Regions from separate parts of the Homo sapiens genome. Here region 1 is linked to region 2. A link is a contact called in ENCODE Hi-C data. All regions are on one chromosome and are shown on one strand. The core of a region is the stretch at or near the end of the contact, and the rest is flanking DNA. Distances in the headings are between cores, read along the strand shown.

What was found. A loop is a pair of places that touch in the nucleus more often than their neighbours do. Pooled maps may share reads with other maps.
Region 1: a loop to region 2 is called in a map of MCF 10A, with 14 times the contacts of the local background. The contact joins two enhancer-like sites. A Hi-C loop is called at or near these places in 8 of 168 maps with a recorded cell type or tissue (A673, GM12878, MCF 10A and 5 more), 4 of 37 single-sample maps with no recorded cell type and 15 of 50 pooled maps.

The regions. Positions count from the first base shown.
Region 1 is chr3:43,767,709-43,771,942 of GRCh38, forward strand. No RefSeq gene overlaps it. Among named protein-coding and RNA genes, the nearest start is that of ABHD5, 79 kb to the left of the region's middle. RefSeq lists a silencer at 1,819-1,998 and an enhancer at 2,757-3,256. Within about 2 kb of position 2,408, at least 24 of the 41 ENCODE cell types and tissues checked have a DNase peak (open chromatin) inside an H3K27ac peak, as active enhancers do; they include PC-9, where a contact is called at or near this core.
Region 2 is chr3:43,993,462-43,997,440 of GRCh38, forward strand. No RefSeq gene overlaps it. Among named protein-coding and RNA genes, the nearest start is that of MIR138-1, 120 kb to the right of the region's middle. RefSeq lists a silencer at 1,765-1,964 and an enhancer at 3,095-3,204. Within about 2 kb of position 1,720, at least 3 of the 41 ENCODE cell types and tissues checked have a DNase peak (open chromatin) inside an H3K27ac peak, as active enhancers do; they include PC-9, where a contact is called at or near this core.

The sequences.
Region 1 (4,234 bases), core at 1,158-3,657, 230 kb before region 2:
ACCTTTAATTTGAAAAAAGAAAGGATATGTGGTTAGGCTTACCTATGCGACCAAATGCTGTTCTATAGTGCTTGCCTGCTCACCAAGTCCCAGCTCTTTTCTGGTCCCCCAACATGCCCAGGGCTTTGTGGTCTCAGAAACATCAACAGGCTCTTCCCTGGTGCATGGCGGGCCCTTCCTCATCCTTCAGGTCTCACTCCAAGTATCAACTCCTTGCAGATGTCTTACCTGAACACCCTCTCATTTACTCTGTTACTTAACCCAATTGGAAATTATCATTTGCATTTGTTTACTTGTTTATTATCCACCTTTCCCTATTAGATTGTGAGTTTCATCAGGCAGAGCTGGGGCTGAGGGCAGAGACTGGAACTGCGTTATTGGTTGGTCACTGCCTCCCTCGTGCCTGGCATACGGCAGACTTGAATTAAAGATTCCTGGAAAAACAGAACAAATGAGCAAGTTTAATTGATTTTTCAGAGGCAATGGGTCATTAGATCGCCCTGGCATTGTCTAATAAATTCTCCTACCCTCTTTGACAACGTACAGAATTAGAATTAAGGTTTGTCCTTCAACCCCACCCCACTCAACACCTTTATCATTTGATAAAACATCTCAGTAGCTTGAGTGTATTTATCACACCTGCATTTATTCACAGTTCGATCTGAGAGCCCTTGTTAACTCCCTTAAAATATCTGATTGAATTTCATGTGGAAGCGAATGCCACAGATTAAATATATGTTGTGTTAAGAAGCTTCCCGTTTTATCACAGCCTGTGCACTGCCAGAAAAGCATTCTGCATGTTAATTAAGATAGCTGGGGGATTTTTTAAAGACTTCTTTTTCTCCCTTTAACTTTATAATGCATTCAGGGGAAGGGAACTAAGGCAACTATTTGCAAAGCTGTAAAAATCAGTGTCGAGTCAGATGGGTTGTGGGATCCCAGGGAGCTTCAGTGACGGGCCAGGGCACTGTCTGTGCATGTCAGCAGCAGGCTGAGTCTAGGAGCCGGCTGTGAAGGAGCTTGGAGAGGCTGAAGGGAGGAAGTTCTGACTTCTGACTTTAGTAGGAACAGTGCCCTTCTGGCTAAGGCTGGAATTTTGCCCAGGGAACAGTTAAGTAAGAGGTGGGGTGGGAAGTGATCAAATCCAAGAATCAAAGTGGACAAGATGAATTTGGATATGGAGAATGGAGAAATCTGACCTTCCTCCCAATTAGAATGTCAGTGTAGCCAGGACTGTGTGGCAAGACCAAGAGGGGGCTGCAGATGCCTGCTTTAGCTGCTGCTAAGATGCCAGCACATTGGCCCTGCTAATGGGCCCAAATTCAGAAGTGACATGAATAAAACATGGATTCTGAAGTTCTTCAGACCTGGATTAAAATCCTGGCTTAGACACTTGTCACTTACTAGATCTCATTTTCCTCACCTGTGAGATGTGCATAGGGACACTGCTAGGTTCAGAGACCCTGGGTACAGCTGGCACATGGCAGGCTGTTAGCATATGGCACTTACTGCTGTTACATAAGAACCTGTGTCCACCTCCTGCTGTCAGGCACTTTGCAGCACCCAGCTGTTTGGTCACCTTTTCACCTCCCTTCACCTCTGTTCTAGTCTTGGCTCACCCTTCAAATACAACTGGCCCCTTACGTCGGGTGACCTAGAGAGTAGTCCCTGCCACTTGCACAATCCCAGTAAGCTCTAGTTAGGAAAATACCCTCATCCAAGTAGTTCCAGAATAACACTGCTGTTTGTTTGGGACTCCCTGACCCATAGCTTAGGAATCATGCATGCGCTGGGGTGACACTAAGAGCAACAAGATGTCCATCGGGAACCACTGCAGTTCCTCCGCCTCCCTTGGCACCGTGCCCTGGGACTGAGTTTGATTGCAGCGCCTTTCCCAGCTGTGACCAGCAGGGGGCGGCTCCTCTCTCTCGTGTCCCTTTCCAGTATCCTGGTAGGGTTCGTTCCCTCCCCAGCCCACTCAGGCCTCCTCCCGGGCTCCGCCTCTCGGGCTCCCTGAGACACGGCCCCGGCTCCTTCCGCCTTCCTTGGAGGAGGCTTGCAGACCTGCAGGGCGGGGCCTGACTGAGAGCGGGGCGGGATCTCCTTCCGGGCTGGGGAACAGATGCCCTGGCGTCCTTGGCACTGGGTTGGCTGGTCCCTCTCCGTCCTGGCTCCATTCCAAGCACGGCAGGCCCCGGGAGGGGCCCAGGCTGCTCCTTTTTCCAGCCAGGACAGAAAAGCATCAAGGAACTCTCGGTCATGAGACACGCCCGTCAGAGAGGAGGCACATTCCAGGAATGACATATGCCCTGAAATGTCATATGCTCTGAGGAGGTGACACTCCCCAATGGGTGACACAGCCCACAAAGGGGACATGGCCCACAAAGAGGTGACATGACCCACAGGGGTCACATGCTCCACAGAGGTGACATACTCCACAGAGGTGACCTGGCCCACAAAGGTGACATGGCCCACAGAGGTGACACAAGCCACAGAGGTGACACAGACCACAGAGGTGACACACTCCACAGAGGTGACACAGGCCACAGAGGTGACACACTCCACAGAGGTGACCTGGCCCACAGAGGTGACATGCTCCACAGAGGTGGTATGCTTCACAAAGGTGATATGGCCCTCAGGGACACACTCCACAGAGATGATCCGGTGCACAGAGGTGACATACTTCACAGAGGCAACCCGGCCCACACAACAACTGTGTCTCAACCATACTAGACACCTCAGGTATCAGAACCTTTCCATGGCACAGCAGGCCATGGAGCAGGCACTGCAGTGTTCGCCCTACAAACCCGGCGACTCAGTTCCAAGACCCTGCAGTCCAGAGAGCAGCTCAGAGGCAACGGGCCGAGGCCAGCCCAGCCGTTTTGCCTAAAGGTGGCTGCCAACCCTGGGGCCCTCAGCCTGGGCCTCCTGTGTCTCTGACCTCCTGCCTATAGAAGTCTGTTGCTCTTGCAAGGCCAGTAGGTAGACAGAGACAAGCATCAGTGAGAGGAAGAGTCATTTATGATTTATGAATAATGAACTAATTTAATCCTGGGTTTCTCTTGTGCCTCCCATTTAGTAATTTGTTCCATTTCTTAATGGCTCGAGTTCTTTATCAGGCTGTGACAGAGGCGAGTGGTGAGTCATCACACTGGGGATCAGGAGGGTGACCTAGATATTGGCACTGGGAAAGCAGTCCTGAGAGACGAGCATCAGCTCCACCCTCCACTCCCTCTCCACTGTGGGCAGCTCTGCGTTGGCACAGCTCCTATCTCTGCATCAAAGTGGCAGGAAGAGGTGGCCGTTCAGTGGAGGTGGGTGTGGCTGGGGCTTGTCTGAAGCTGTGGTTCCACAGCAAGCCCCTTGCTTGTGCTTAGATTGGACATCAGGGGAGAAGATGGAGAAGACTGGGGTCTAGCCCCACTACACAGCTGCATTGAGAGGGAGACAAGACTTTGGCGTCAGGCCACTTGGGCTAAAATCCTGGCTGCCACCTCTGTCTTTGTGACCCTGGGTGCATTGCTTTACCGCTCAGAGCCAAGAAAAGATGCTTCCAACAGTGAAGGCTGTCACCTCTATCCTCACGCTGCTGTCTGGTTTCTTGAACCTGTTATTTCTTTTCTTTTTATTACACACAAGTATATTGAGGCTTTGGAAGGTTAAACACCTTAACGAAGAGAGCAGGAGAGTGGTCTGTGTACAGAGGAGGGGAGAGTGGAACCTGAGAAGGCCTGGAATCAGGACCCCAGGGTGGACCCTTGAGGGCCAGCTTTGCCTTGCCTCCTCCGTGTCATCTTGCATGGCATCTGGCCCCAAAGTGCCCTCACACAGGAGCAGGCAGGGGGGCAGCAGGGGGCTGGTCAGACAGCAGCAGCCACTGAGAGCACAAGGAAGGACTAAAGCCAGCAGGTAGGTGGGGAGAAGAAGTGTGGGCAGCTGTAGGAGGCATCTGTCATGTATTTGCATAGTTAGCCCACCCTGTTGGCGTTTATCCTGTGAAGCAATGGTTATTGTGCCCACTTTACAGGCAGATACACTTGGGACAGAGGAGTCAAAGAATTGCCTAAGCAGCACAGCTGGTGCGGGGTGGAATCTGCCTTCTTCCAGCCTCTTCTCTAAATGCCGTCCCACTGCCTCTTGCCAGTCCCAGTTCTGATAGGTGTGGGTGTGTGAGGCCACCTGCTCTGTGATGATGGGTGTCCTCTTCCTCTTCTAGTGCTTGGTGGTCTACAGA
Region 2 (3,979 bases), core at 470-2,969:
ACCTCTAATTAGAATATGGGCAAAACATGGGAACAGACATTCCATGAGAAAAGAAATAAAGAAAAAGAAAAGGGTATACAGATGGCAAATCAGCACATAAAAAGATGCTCACTATCATTACCTTAGCCACCAGAAAAATGCAATTTAAAACCACAATGAGATATTACTTACCTATCCGAATGACTAAAATAAAAAAACAGTGACACCACCAAATGCTGCCAAGTGTGAAGAAAAAAATTGATCACACCTACATTGCTGCTGGGATTGTAAAATGGCACAGGCAATCTGGAAAAGAGTATGGTAGTTCTTACAAAACTAAACGTGTGCTTACCACATAACCCAGCAATTGCCCTCTTGAGCGTTTATCCCAGAGAAAACTTATGTTCCCACAGAAACCTGTACATGAATGTTCACAGCAGCTTTATTTGCAACGGCCAAAATCTGGAAACAACCCTGCAATAAGTCCTTCAATGAGAGAATGGTTAAATAATCTACCGTCGTGGTACCTCCATCCCATGAATACTACCCACTAATAAAAAAGAATCATCTATTGATAATACATAATAATTGGATACATTTCAGGGGAATTATGCTGAGTCAATAAAGACAATCCGAAAATACTACATTATTGTATAATTTCATCTGTACAACATTCTTGAAACGACAAAATTGGAAAAAATTGAAAGTAGATTAGTAGTAGTCAGGGATCGCCACTCACCCTCCAGGTAGGTGTGGTTATAAAAGGCAAAAAGAGGGATCCTGTGATAAGTTCGGTTCTGCATCTTGACTGTGGTGGTAGTTGAATTTACACATGTGATAAAATTGTATAGAATTATTTACACACACACAGAGGTTGAAGGAGAGAGAAATGAGTACAAGTAAAACGGGAAATCTCAGTAAGATGGGTGGGGTTATACCAGTGCTAGTATCCTGGTTGTGATATTGCACCATAGTTTTGGGAATTTTTACCACTGGGGGAAACTGGGTAAAGGGTGGGTGCACAGGATCTCTCTGTATTATTATTATTTTTTACAACTGCACGTGAATCTATGATTATCTCGAAACATTTAAATATGTATTTTTTAATGTGTGAATACTACTGGGCTATATATTTTTAAAAAATAAAGTACAATCGTCTTAAGAACGCAAAGGCCAAGGGGCAGAAGGCTATTTCTTAAATTTTAAGAAACCACCTAGTTCACAGGTGCCACCTCCTCACTTTGCTGTCAGCGACGTGATGTGCTCTGCAGTGCTGGAATTGAGAGTTCAAGAGAGAGATACCGGTCCTGGCCTCTCGGTGTTCAGGTGTGTGTATAGGTGGGCGTTGGTGTGAGAACGAGCGAGAGAAAGCGGGAGCAAGAGCGAGAGCTATGCCTCCCTTAGTGTCAGGGAGGGTGGCCGGCTGATGAAGGTGCTGTGCAGAAAGCCGGGGAAGGGCTTAAAGAGGGTGCTGGCGCCTCGGGAACGCCCTCCCGCTGCACCCTACAGGAGGTCGTGGGCGGTGGCTTAACAGCCCCAGTGCAGAGCTTGAACCCCACCGTCCAGAAGGAAAGGTGAGTGGGGGACCCGGGCGGGAGGTGAGGCCTGCCGGCAGCGGCCCTCAGGCGTGCTGGGCAGCACGGCTAGCAGAGGCGGCGCCTGGTCTTGGATGCTGCAGCGGAGACGCCAAGGAGACTGAATGCAGGGAGCGAGGCGTAGCGGCCGCGGAGGGTGGGGCCGCCCGGAAATCCAGGCGGCGCCAGCCTTGTAGCATCTGCAGGCCGGGGGCGCGCACACGAGGGGCACGTGGGTGTGGAGGAACCGGCGCGGCGGGGCCTCCTTCCTGCAGCGCCGCGGCGGTCGAGTGCCCGTGCTGGAGGAACGGCGAGTGGGGTGCCTGCCCCGCGCAGGCGGTACCCGCCGCCCCAGCTCCGCACACAGCAGGCACGGCCAGGGACCGGGACCGTGGCCCAGCGCCTGGAGGCGCTCTCCACGCGCATCTTTCCCGATGCCGGGGCGGGAAGCCGAGTGGCTTTGTCCGGAGATGCCAGGGGATGTGGGCAGGGGACGAAGAGGTTTCCCAACTGGCCAAACCCTGGCTTGAGGAAAGACTGAGGTGGTCATTGACCCGTGGGAGCGCCCTGGGGCTTCGAGGGAACGGCAGCCGAGCCCGGGAGACTGGTGTTGGGTACCCGCGGGGGCCGGCGGGTTCCACGTGGGTGGACCCCGAGCTGAGGGCAGGGTAGGGTCGCGGATCGCTGACCTATGAGCTCCCCTACTCCCGCACAAGGACACCTGCACATGGACCCGGGCTTCCACCCGCTTCTGGCTGGGTTGGCGCCGGGAGCGCGCAGGGGAGGGACGGCGGCGGAGTGCGGGGTTTGGCGGGTGAGGTGGGTGAGGTGTGGCCGCGGGGGAGGGGGCGAAGGCACTAGAAGGCTGCGGTCGCGCTGTCGCTGCTGTTCCCACCGTCGGCGCGGGGCGCGGAGGGGGCGAAGAGGTGCCTGCCAGTCGCACTGCGGTCTAGGGGTGAAAGGAAAAGGGTCCATGTAAAGGAGAAAGGGCAGGCAGAGACTCTTGCTGGTGCCAGCAGGCACGGAAGGATGTGGCCGCGGGGACTTGGAGTTTAGAGGGCAACGCTGGGTGTCATAATGCCGGAGATGACCCCGGGTGCAGAGGCGATTCCAGTTGGGTAGAGCTACAGAGAACGTGGCCCGAGAAGGGGAGCTTCCTTAAATTAGACATATCCTGTGTTGTCCTAAACCTAGCATTTACCCTCTCCCACCCCGCTCCCACAACCTCCAGGGTCCTAGCGGAGTCATTTAAGCGCTCAGTACTACCAGCTTCATTTTAGGTAAAAATCAAGACTAATTCTGCACTTTATTAACCTCCTCGTACCCAAGTCACCACGGGGCAGCTTTTCACAGCCCTAAGGCGTGGTCACTTCAAGCCCACAGCGAGTTGCTCGTGTCCTCGGCTTCTGCTCCGCAAATCTCGGACGATGCCACCGGAGGACGCTGAAGGCAAAGGCTGGTGGGGCCAGGCGCCGGCGAGACTGCCGCGCTAGCACAGCTTCCGCGGGAGCCGAGTGCTGACGGGCCTCGCGACCCCCTCCCGAGGGCAAACGGCTCGGCCCTCCAGGGACACTTGGTCAGTGTCACTCTCTCCCTACCGGGTGTCGCGCATTTTCTCAACAGAACGTGACCCCGTAGACGGATGAACTCGGAATCGGCAAAACCCGCCTGCCCTTGTCTAGTCTCTCTGCCCCACCACACCACTGCCCTTCACTGCGGACTGCGCCGTGTGCGCTCCGGGACCGCCCCTGCACCTTTGCCCACAGCTTCCCATTACCAAGGCAGCCGGAGGAAGACCTTTCCGAGTTACCTGTCTCACGTCAGCAGCCACACCGAGGCGGTCCCCCTCGCACCACTCCCCAAGTGCAGAGCCCCTGAAAGTCCGAGGCTCCTGTGCCACGCACCCTCCCCCCTGCGGGGCGACCCCGCGTATGCGTGTGTGTGTCACGCGTTTAATCGCACAGAGTAATTCCCAGACGTGCAAGACAAAGCATTTCAAGCAAAGATGGTCCAGAGTTCAAATTGGAAAGCACATCTCGAGGCGCTGAATCTGTTCTCGCCGTCTGCCTCGGTCTCTGGGGCGTCGCATCCAGGAGAAGGGTTTTAACTCCCTGCCAGATCCGCTCGGAATTAGCTCTTCTGGCGGTGCAGCAACAAGTGGCCCCGCCGCCTCCCTTGTGCACTCGGAGGGACTACATCCTCCTCCTCTCCCAGCCCCTAGTCCAAACGGGAGTAGGTAATGGCGGGGAAAGGGGGAGGTGACGAGAGCGGGGAGAAGGAAGTACATATTTTTTAATTGTGAAATTGTCTGTCTGCGTGCTGTGCTCTGGGATTCTCTTGTCTCAATCAACTTCAATTTTAACGTGGCCGTAACGTTAAGATTAAGACCTAGAAATGAAAACGTACCCACCTTTCTTATTACAAAG